Linked DNA regions of Homo sapiens: region 1 is linked to region 2. A link is a contact called in ENCODE Hi-C or POLR2A ChIA-PET data. All regions are on one chromosome and are shown on one strand. The core of a region is the stretch at or near the end of the contact, and the rest is flanking DNA. Distances in the headings are between cores, read along the strand shown.

Evidence for each region. Hi-C counts contacts between places; a loop is a spot of excess contacts on that map. ChIA-PET counts read pairs that join two places held with the same protein, here RNA polymerase II (POLR2A).
Region 1: a loop to region 2 is called in a map of HCT116, with 3 times the contacts of the local background. The contact joins the enhancer-like site here to the promoter of LINC02454 in region 2. A Hi-C loop is called at or near these places in 1 of 168 maps with a recorded cell type or tissue (HCT116). POLR2A ChIA-PET finds 5 or more read pairs at or near these places in 2 of 52 experiments (HCT116 and RWPE1).

What each region holds. Positions count from the first base shown.
Region 1 is chr12:65,726,638-65,731,356 of GRCh38, forward strand. No RefSeq gene overlaps it. Among named protein-coding and RNA genes, the nearest start is that of MSRB3-AS1, 87 kb to the left of the region's middle. RefSeq lists a silencer at 3,418-3,618. Within about 2 kb of position 2,959, at least 2 of the 41 ENCODE cell types and tissues checked have a DNase peak (open chromatin) inside an H3K27ac peak, as active enhancers do; they include HCT116, where a contact is called at or near this core.
Region 2 is chr12:65,600,038-65,604,989 of GRCh38, forward strand. It overlaps LINC02454 (long intergenic non-protein coding RNA 2454), which reads left to right and starts at 2,832. Exons shown (of 3, transcript NR_146529.1): 1 at 2,832-2,944. All of the region lies in intron 1 of MSRB3-AS1 (MSRB3 antisense RNA 1), which reads right to left.

The sequences.
Region 1 (4,719 bases), core at 1,709-4,208, 130 kb after region 2:
AAACAATATCCTAATGGAATACAACTGCATATTTTTTATTTCCATGCAGAACTTCACAATAAACAACCAGAAGGATCTCAGATCCAGTTTTCTTGGCCAGTTGGTCTAGAATATTCTAAACATTAAGGTAAATTAAGCAAGTAGTTGAGGTACAGTTTTGTAAGCATGCTTTGCTTAGTGACTTGTTATAATTCAATAACTTTATAATCAAGAAAGTCTTCAGGGTCTAATGTCAGTTTCTCCCAATGCTATTAAAGTCTCCTTTCTTCTTATTAAATCTTTCAGCATGTCCCAACTCCAGGGCTCTAAGGATAACCCTTAAATAACCGAATATGATTGCTAGTAACTTGAATCTTTTCTTTCAGGGTCATAATCTTAAATCCTTTCATATTTTCAATTGATGTAACTTAAATTTCTAATCCTGGTGATGCTTTTCTCTGAAATACCTCAAATTCTCATATTGAGGCCGGGCATGGTGGCTCATGCCTGTAATTCCAGCACTTTCGGAGGCCGAGGTGGCCAGATCACAAGGTCAGGAGTTCCAGACCAGCCTGATCAACATAGTGAAACTCTGCCTCTACTAAAAATACAAAAAATTAGTCAAGTGTGGTGGCGGGTGCCTGTGATCCCAGCTACTTGGGAGGTGGAGACAGGAGAATGGCTTGAACCCGGGAGGTGGAGGTTGCAGTGAGCCGAGATCAAGCCATCACACTCCAGTCTGGGCAACAGTGTGAGACTCCATCTTAAAAAAAAAAAAAGAAAAGAAAAGAAAAAGAAAAAAAATCTGTGCCACAGTTAGTATCTTCTATGCTATTAATACTACACGTGCCCTCCCCCAAAACACTACTTATTTGGTGATCTTTCTGAATTTTCTTACTTCTCTTACTAGAAGACATAATTTTAGTTAAATTGGCACTCAGAGAATGATATGATGGTATAGGTGGTACTGCTTGAACACTTACTTCCTCTGTGTTGTAGGAAATTTTAATGATTTTACTCATTAAAGTACTTTTTTTATTTATTTTACTCAATAAAGTACTATTGTACTTTATTTTTTATAGGAAAAATACGTGATTTATTGATGTACTTATGTTGTTCTTTATAAACTAAAATTCTTTCAGTTTCTTCCTTTTTCTTTTCCAATTCTCCACCTCTCCTCCCAGTACACCTCACCCTATAGGTAAGATTCCAGTTTCCAGGAGAAGGGATAAAGCCAGCTAAATTAAATTTCACCTTTCACCTATTTCTGCTGTGATCTATAACACCCCACTTAAGGTATTCAAGATTTTTCATTAGCTAAAATATTTTCTTGTTTAGGAAGCTTTAGTAGAAATATAAAGAATTGAGTTTCTGTTTTTCCTTTTATCAACAAAATACCTATTAATCATTTTGATTGTATATGCACATGGCTCTATTAAAACTAGAAAGCATAATTACATAAAATTAAGTAAAATGTACCATACCTTTTTGATAAAATGAAAAATAAATTACATTTATCTTTTCTTTGCTAAATAAAATGTATTTTTGTAAGTTTTGACTACATTTGACAACACTTAAATGAGTAAGTTTTGACTAATGATTATATCCCTTGTATTTTCTCTTAATAATAATTTAAATTGTTTTTAATTAGCTGGGGCACGTGCAGTTTAAATTTTCTAATAGTCTAGGGATAGAACAACTCTTAACATATTTTTAAACATCGATAGTGTCAGTTTTCAAACCTGGATGTTATTCAAGTCCACTTCATGTTAACATATTTTTCTCTGTGGATAACAAATACAACAGAAAAATTTTGCCAGTGTAAATAGCCAATGGAATTATGAATAATCATGTTAATAATGTTAATAAAAAGGTACAGTTAAATGAGGGAGACAATTAGTTCACACCATTTTGGTTTATTTATTTAGCAGTGAGCATTGTATAACATGTCAATCCCGGGAAAAAGAAACAGACATAAAGGGGCTTAACATTACTAATAAAACAATCAGTATCAAAATATTTTATGTAACAATTTGTCCGTGTTCATATAATAATCTGTCAACTCTGTGATTTGCTTATTATGTGAATTAACTCCATAATCGCTCTGAGATTGAATTCAGTGACACCGTTTAACTGCTTCTGGTTTGGGGGCTTTTACTCGATATTTTTAGGTAAGGAGCTGTCAGGCTAATCTGAGGACATTTAGGGAAAGCCAATAAACTGTCACGAACTTAAAACAAGTGAGGTTTCTCGTGGTTTGGTCGAAATTTTAACACTTCTCCTCTCCTACCCTTCACCTCTTCTCCTCAAAACACTTTTTTTTCTTTTACAATAACTGTAAATGCCAGCTCTAAATTTCCCTCCAATCTGGGAAAGTCCAATCTCCCTTCCTCGAGAGGTGTCTGGGCGCAATACTCTCCGGCCCGAAGCAAGGGGACGTTTGCGAGGAGGGAGAAATTTAAACCCCCTTCGCTCCGCGCCACCTGGGAGCACTTTGGCGCCGCAGACTCAGGAGCCGACGCCATCTCCAGGACGGCCTCGGTGGCCTCGGCAGGAGGCACCTTCGGGGAGCGGTCCCGCACTCCTCCTTCCTCAGTCCCCGGTCCTCTGCACCGCTCCCTCTCTGCTGCCAGAGGACCTGTCCGCGAGCTCCCCGCGCTGCCCTGGGGACGGAAAAGTTTGTTTCTCCAACGCGCAACTTTCCCGCTCCAGGCGGCGGGGACCCCGAGCCGGAGTTTTGGCCAAAAAATCCCAGAGTCCTATACCTCCTGCGCGCCCAGACCTCGGGGGCGAAGGGCGGCTCCCCCGGCGCGCCCCGATCCCCGCCGCAAAGAGGACTTGGTGGACTAGAGGTGCACCCCGCGGGCAGCCCTTGGCGCCCCGCTCTGCGCCCGCCGGCATGAGGACTCGTGCGTGGCGTTTCGACCCTCCGCCTGAACTGAGACTGGGTGGGGAAAGGGGCAGACTGCTGTCTGTGACTCTGCGGGAGGTGGAGCACGAAACACAAAAGCTGTTTGAACCACAAACGCCAGGCTGGACACCCAACGAATATTAATGACCTGCAGCCTCCACCCACCCGCAAACATAATATTATGTGTACGTGCTTACCGGTTAGCTTAACAGACTTGCCATCATAAATTCCTTTTTCACTGCAGCGCCACTAGATTTGTTGTGATTAGGATGCAGCCACTAAATTTGTTGTGATCTCCTGTTTGTGAATGGAAGTTGACTTACATCTTTTGTAGCAGATTGCTACTTAGGATTTTTTTTTAAAAAATTATCGCAGATTTTTCAAATCAGAAAATTCCCAAATGACATAATCATACAAATTGATATTTTAACCGACTCTTTTTTGAGGAATGCATTCCAAAATCTTTCAGTTCCCATCATGCAAGACAAATAAGCATAGTAATTTGGAAAGTGAAATTAATGATCAAGATAATTTTGGAAAGGAATAGAAAGGACCAACTGAGACTTATATCTATTTACTTATCAGAAACTTTATGACTGATCCTAATTAGAAAACAAAGCAATGCCAGGAATGTCACATGCTTTTTAGATCTTGGTATCTTGTCTGGGCAAACATCCAGTGTTTGACACTACAAAGAAAGGGACAACATTGTGCAGCAGATTTCCAGGAGTAAATAATATATCACAGGAATCTTTGAAAGAACATCACTTATTTAGTGAGTGAGTGAATATTTGAACAACTGCTTCTATTGGGAAGGGTAAGAAGGAATTGAGGGATAGACTATAAATGATACAGCTCCCCTGCCCTCATAGATCATCCAGTTTAGTGATAGGAAAGAGGAAGAAATTTTACAAATAAAAGATAGCGGGGCACGGTGGCTCATGCCTGTAATCCCAGCAGTTTGGGAGGCTGAGGCCGGTGGATCACGAGGTCAGGAGATCGAGACCATCCTGGCTAACACGGTGAAAACCCGTCTCTACTAAAAATACAAAAAAATAGCTAGGCATAGTGGCTGGCGCCTGTAATCCCAGCTACTCGGAAGGCTGAGGGAGGAGAATTGCTTGAACCCAGGAGACGAAGGTTATAGTGAGCCACATCGCGCCACTGCACTTCAGCCTGGGTGACAGAGTGAGACTCTGTCAAAAAAAAAAAAAAAAAAAAAAAAGATACCAAAGGGTAGAAAAGTGGTAAATCCCTCAAGGTAGGATCTCAATAAACTCATGGGGAATTCCATGGAGGGGAGATTACAGTCAGCTGAAGGATTGTCCAATTGTAAACTGAGTCTGGCCAAACTTCAGTCTGTCTTGGGCTCCATGTAAGTGAAAGAGTTCACTGAAGTTTGTTTCTCTATTAGATGCGTCTCTGATAAGAATTTAGTGTACTACCTCTTCTAGAGCCTTCAGTATGTTTCCTTCTATCAACTTTAAGTTGTCACTTTCTTCCTTAAGTTTGTTAAGCAGTCATTTTGTGAGCCAATTTCTGTAAATTGAGGCTGAGCTGAGATGACACAATCAAAGGGAGTCAAAAGTTATGAGCTAAGTATGTTTTACGTATTACTTCTTTCCAGAAAGAATCTGGGTGGTCTATGACGGAAAACACCCCATTTAAAATGAATTGGTAAAATCAAAATAGAAAACCAGGAGAAAAAAAAAGAAAAAGGAAACTTGAAATAAGCCAACCCTAAGAGTTAACATGATTACTGAGATTGTGCTTCAGATTTGGGTCTGAGCTTCTTATAGCCAAGGTAAAGAGAGAAAAAAACGTAAGTG
Region 2 (4,952 bases), core at 1,582-4,081:
TGGATTCAAAGATGCAGTTTTGGTTTATGGCATTGCTCCACACAGAAGAGGGCTTTTACCAAAAGCATTTACCTATGAAGTTTTAAAATTTTCTTTTTAATTAAGTTCTTACTGAAATTTTTGCCTCCCTAGAGAAGACTTCATTAAACAAACAATTCTATTAGCCCATTATTTAATTTTATTTTTAATTATTTTATCACTTCTCCCAAATGACCTAGACACTTGCTCTGCCCATTTCTGTCAAGAGCAGAATCACCAGCCCTGTCAACTCTCTCCATACCTTGGGTGGAACAAAGATCTTTGAAATCTCATGAAGACCAGCAGACCCAATCTTTTGAAATAATGGAGACTGGAGAAATTAAGTGCAGAATATTCAGTTAACTACTTACCTAACACACACAGTCACTTTCAGAAAACTCTATGAAACATGGAAATCAAGATGCTGAAAACTCAGAGAAGGTATTTACTAAATTTTTCCTTCTCCATACTTTGTCTTTATAACTAGTGATTGGTACTTGACCAATAATGGTGAAGTAACTATGGAGAAGGACGTTTCTTGGAAAGGCTTTCCTTTCTTCTGACTGACATGGTGGAGGAACACAATCTTATTTCTGCCTTAAGGCTAATGACAATCTTTTGATACAGCATTCAAGGTTTTCCATGATTTAGACCCAGTTTTTCTTCCACTCTTATCTTCCACCACTGCCTCATTTCAGAATCTCTTTGCCAGCCAAGTGGGTATTTGATATAGATGAAGAATAAGGCATGAACCATAACCTTTTAGGAGTTTAGGGTTTAGTTAATAAAATAAGACTAACATACATAAAAATGAATGATGTAAGAGGGTTATGTAATGAAGGTTCATTAATATGGCATAAACTGTAGAGTTTATATGAATTTGAGAGAGAATGGATTAGTCAGAGAAAGCAATGTGAGCTCAAGATGGTTCTTGAAGAATGGGGAGAATTTCCATAGATCTGGAGAAAGGATGGAGGAGAAGAGGAGAGGAGGATGCAGCTAGGTGAGGGAAATCAAAACAGTGGATTTTTGCAAATAGGAATGCACATAGTGTTGGTGGGACCATAAACAAACCAACATGAATGGCAAAGGCAGTTCATGTTGAAGAGTAGGAGGAAACACATTTGGAGACACAGAAAGGAACTGGGTTGAGGTAGGCAACTTAAAAATAGGCAGAAGCACTGAAATTTGGTGGAGTATAAAATAACCATTGAAGGCTTTTCAGAAAACATGTGGATAAACCATCTGTCACTAAACTACAGATGACTGAAATATACATCGACTGATTTGTTTTTTTACTATGCATATTGGGGTTTCTGTTCAGCATTTGTCCAGCTTTCAACAAATCTTTATTGAATACCTATTATATGCTGGACAATATGGAGAGTGATAGCACTACAGGACAGACAAGATCAAAATCGTTTCAATACTCCTGGATCTTATATTTCAGAATTATTCATTTTCATTATGTTCTTTTGGCCCAGATCACTGTATCTCAGATGGAAAAGTTTTCAGTAGAAGTGATATCTTCACCATTCTGGGTTTGTAAGTTTCTTTTGTTTAACTTAGCCTTCCGGGAAGTTGATACTTGAAGACACAGCACTGTAATCCAGGAGACGCCTTGTCCGACTGCTCCAAATTGGTCAGGAGCCTCTCAGCAGTGCCCTTGACACCTTGTGCTTCTCCTTATTTCTAGATAGCATTTAGAAATAGCATAGTTTTGTCATGTCCACTTTCTTGGCATCTGCTATCTACTCCAACTAGATCATGAAGCAGGATATCCCAACATCTCTGTAGTACCACCGGAGGTGATCGACAAATGTTGGTTAAATGAAATTAATGAATGGAGGGGATGGATATGACTTTTCTTTACCTGAATATGTTTTTCTCTGGGGCAAGTTTTTGGTAGAGAAAAGTAGGGCTAATGTAAGAGAGAAAGATAAGTTCCTTCTTTATATATGCGATAACATTTTTGAAATGTAACTGTGCTTGGCTTTTCTTGTAAGACTAATTGGAATGTGGTTACAGAGCTGGATATCTTGTTTAAAGGTGATTTAAAAATGACAGATCCCATACATTTTTTCATTTCCTTAACAGCTGCAATGTTAGCCTACTCCATAAATCACAACAGTTGGTTCTATCTTAATGCCATAGGTATTTCAGTAATATAGACTGTTCAATAAATTATTGGGTAGTTATTAGAACGAGGTAAATTTGACTTAACATCTTAATTTGACTTAGGCATCTTCCTGGAACCTTCTTGCTCTGAGGTTTGGATGAAAAACACTTTGGATATCACCGTGAGACTTGCTACTTCCGATTCATTGTCTAGTATTCTCCTTGGCAGCTTTGCAAAACAAATCTTGGAAAGCTCCTAGAGAAAGCCATTCTTTTTAGAAAACTTGGAGTCTTTTGAATTCACGCTGGATGACAATGACAGTGAATGAAAGTGTTTGTCCTGTTTGTATATTTGCCTGCTGCTTTGCTCATTCACTCGCTATTCATTTTTTCCAATGGATTATTTATTTATTCAATTTTCAAAACTTAGCAAATATCCTAGATTTCAAAGTATCCTTGTACCCTATGGTTATGGGAATGTGTCAGCCAAACTCTAGGTGGCGCTCCACATCGAATTTAGGAGGCAGGGGAAGGAGTGTGGCAGTGGAGCTCTCAGGATGGCGTCAGAACCACAGAACACCCAGGCTGATCCCGAGAGCTTCCCGTGTGGGGGCGGAGGGTGGGGCAGAGCAGGATGTGTGCTTGGGTTTCACTTGGAAAAAACATACATCATATTGCAATATAATTTACTTTGAGATTTCAATTTGGAAAATGGCATGGAAATAATCCAGCTTGAACATCGTCCTCCTCACCTCCTGGACTAGGGCGAGGGCCCCTTATATTTCTTCATGGCAATTGTGTCACAGTTGTAAGTATTAAAGTATTTGCTTAATTATTTGTTTGATATCCGCCCACTTTGGACTGTAAATTTCACAAGGCAAGGACCTGGCTGCATGGCTCATAGCTATTTGCCTGCTGTCTATCACAACACCTAGCAAGTGACAGACGGTCAATAAATGTTTGTTTTGTTTGCTTATTTGGCTGCTGCTCCATTCATTTGCTTCACTGGGTTATTCATTTTTTCATTCCTTCGTCTCCACCCTTCCCTTCCTGCTCCACCCTACCCTTATCTTCCATCCCCCACTCCAACTCTCCCAGTCCTCCCAGCCCTCCCATCTACCCCATTCCCCACCCAGTCCCACCCTCATTTATCATAAGTCTTAAAAGTTAAGAAACCTAAGGGGGCTGTAGTGGGGTGGGGCAGAAACTAAATGTATGAAAGCAATCTTTAAATAGTCGGATTCTCAAAATCCGGAGAAAGAGTATTAAAAGGTAAGAAAGCAACAGTTTTGCCAATGCAAAAGGGAAAGTGTGGCCCCCTCAGCGGTCATTTCCCCATGCACTATGGCTTTCCTAAGCAGGTGCTGCACCTCCTGGGTTTTGGCAACTGGATGCAGAAGACCGGCAGAACTCTTTCCTCTGAATGGTCTGGACTGGGGACAATTGGCTGGAATCACAAGTGGCTTCTTTGCTCACTCTAGCGGTACTTCAGCTTTCATAAACAGCCGGTTCCTGGAGCTGTAAGGTTCCAGCACATCGGGGATTTCCCTTTGTTAGATCCTGACCCGCAGAGCTGTGTCCCAAGCCAAAACTGTTGTGTTCACCTCTTAAAAGGCTTTCAAAGAAGGAAGGGAGGGAGGGAGGGAGGAAGGGAGGGAAGGAGGAAGGGAAAGAAGGAAGGAAGGAAGGAAGGAAAAATTCTGGAAAATATCAGTTGTTATTCACAGACACCTAACTTGCCATTTTTAAAAACACATTTTAAAGTTGATATGAATCGAAAAAAAAGTTATTGTGATATTGGCAGTCAGCTCTCTACTGAAATGATGTGAGTGGAAAAACAAGAGTTTGGAAGAATGCGTCCCCCAAAATTCTTACATTGTTACCAACCACAGAAACAAAACATAGTGCTGGAAAGGAATTTCAAGTCATAGATGCCAAACCCCTGATTGTGTAGATAAAAATAATGAGGCTCTGAGGTAAGTGACTTGCTCAAAGCCACTCAATTCAGGAGTTAGAGCCAAAATTCATGACTTCTGGCCAATTCTGGGCCCTTGCCACTCCACAAGCTGCAGTTTTTCTGTTTTAGCTAAAATGAGTTTCAAACAGCCTATCCACCATAAATGTATTTCTTCAACTCTCATTCTCTTGTATAAGGCCTTACAGGGGACCCAACTTCTAATGTTGAAGGAAAAATATTGCATCTTTTAAAAAATGGTCAAAAGGAAAGGAAACTTCTAGGCATATAAATGTCACATCACCCTGTAAGTAGGAACCCATCATTATTGTGTGGGTAAGAAAGAAATAATTAAAGAAACCAATTTCAGTTAATTCCACATGTAGTGTATGCCTTTGAAAAGCATCCAAAATATTTTCCAAACATTCTCACATACACTGCACACATCTGTCCTATGTAACCTGAAAATGATTTACCCTTGTGAAATCATTTGCACAAACCTGCCAACCTTATGAATGATTTTGTTTGTCTACTGTCTCAAAATAATTGATCTTACATACGTTAAGCTAATTAAAATAGCCAGGCCCTTTCTTTGCAGAAAATCCACAAGCCCTCTTTCAATTATGCTTCTGAGGTCAGGAAAGCAATTCTTATGGAAAAGTAGGCTAGAATTTGCTTCAATTTATTAAGATAAAACATAAGAATGTATTTTTAATGCATTGATAAAAAATTCACCAAAATATTAGGTATTTTTAGTCAGTCTCCAACTTACTAAAGGGTCATATTCCAAAAGTTAGTGGATAAATGAGTTGTCTGGAATTTGGAGTGTATTTTCCCATAAAAACAGTGCTACCCATAGGAG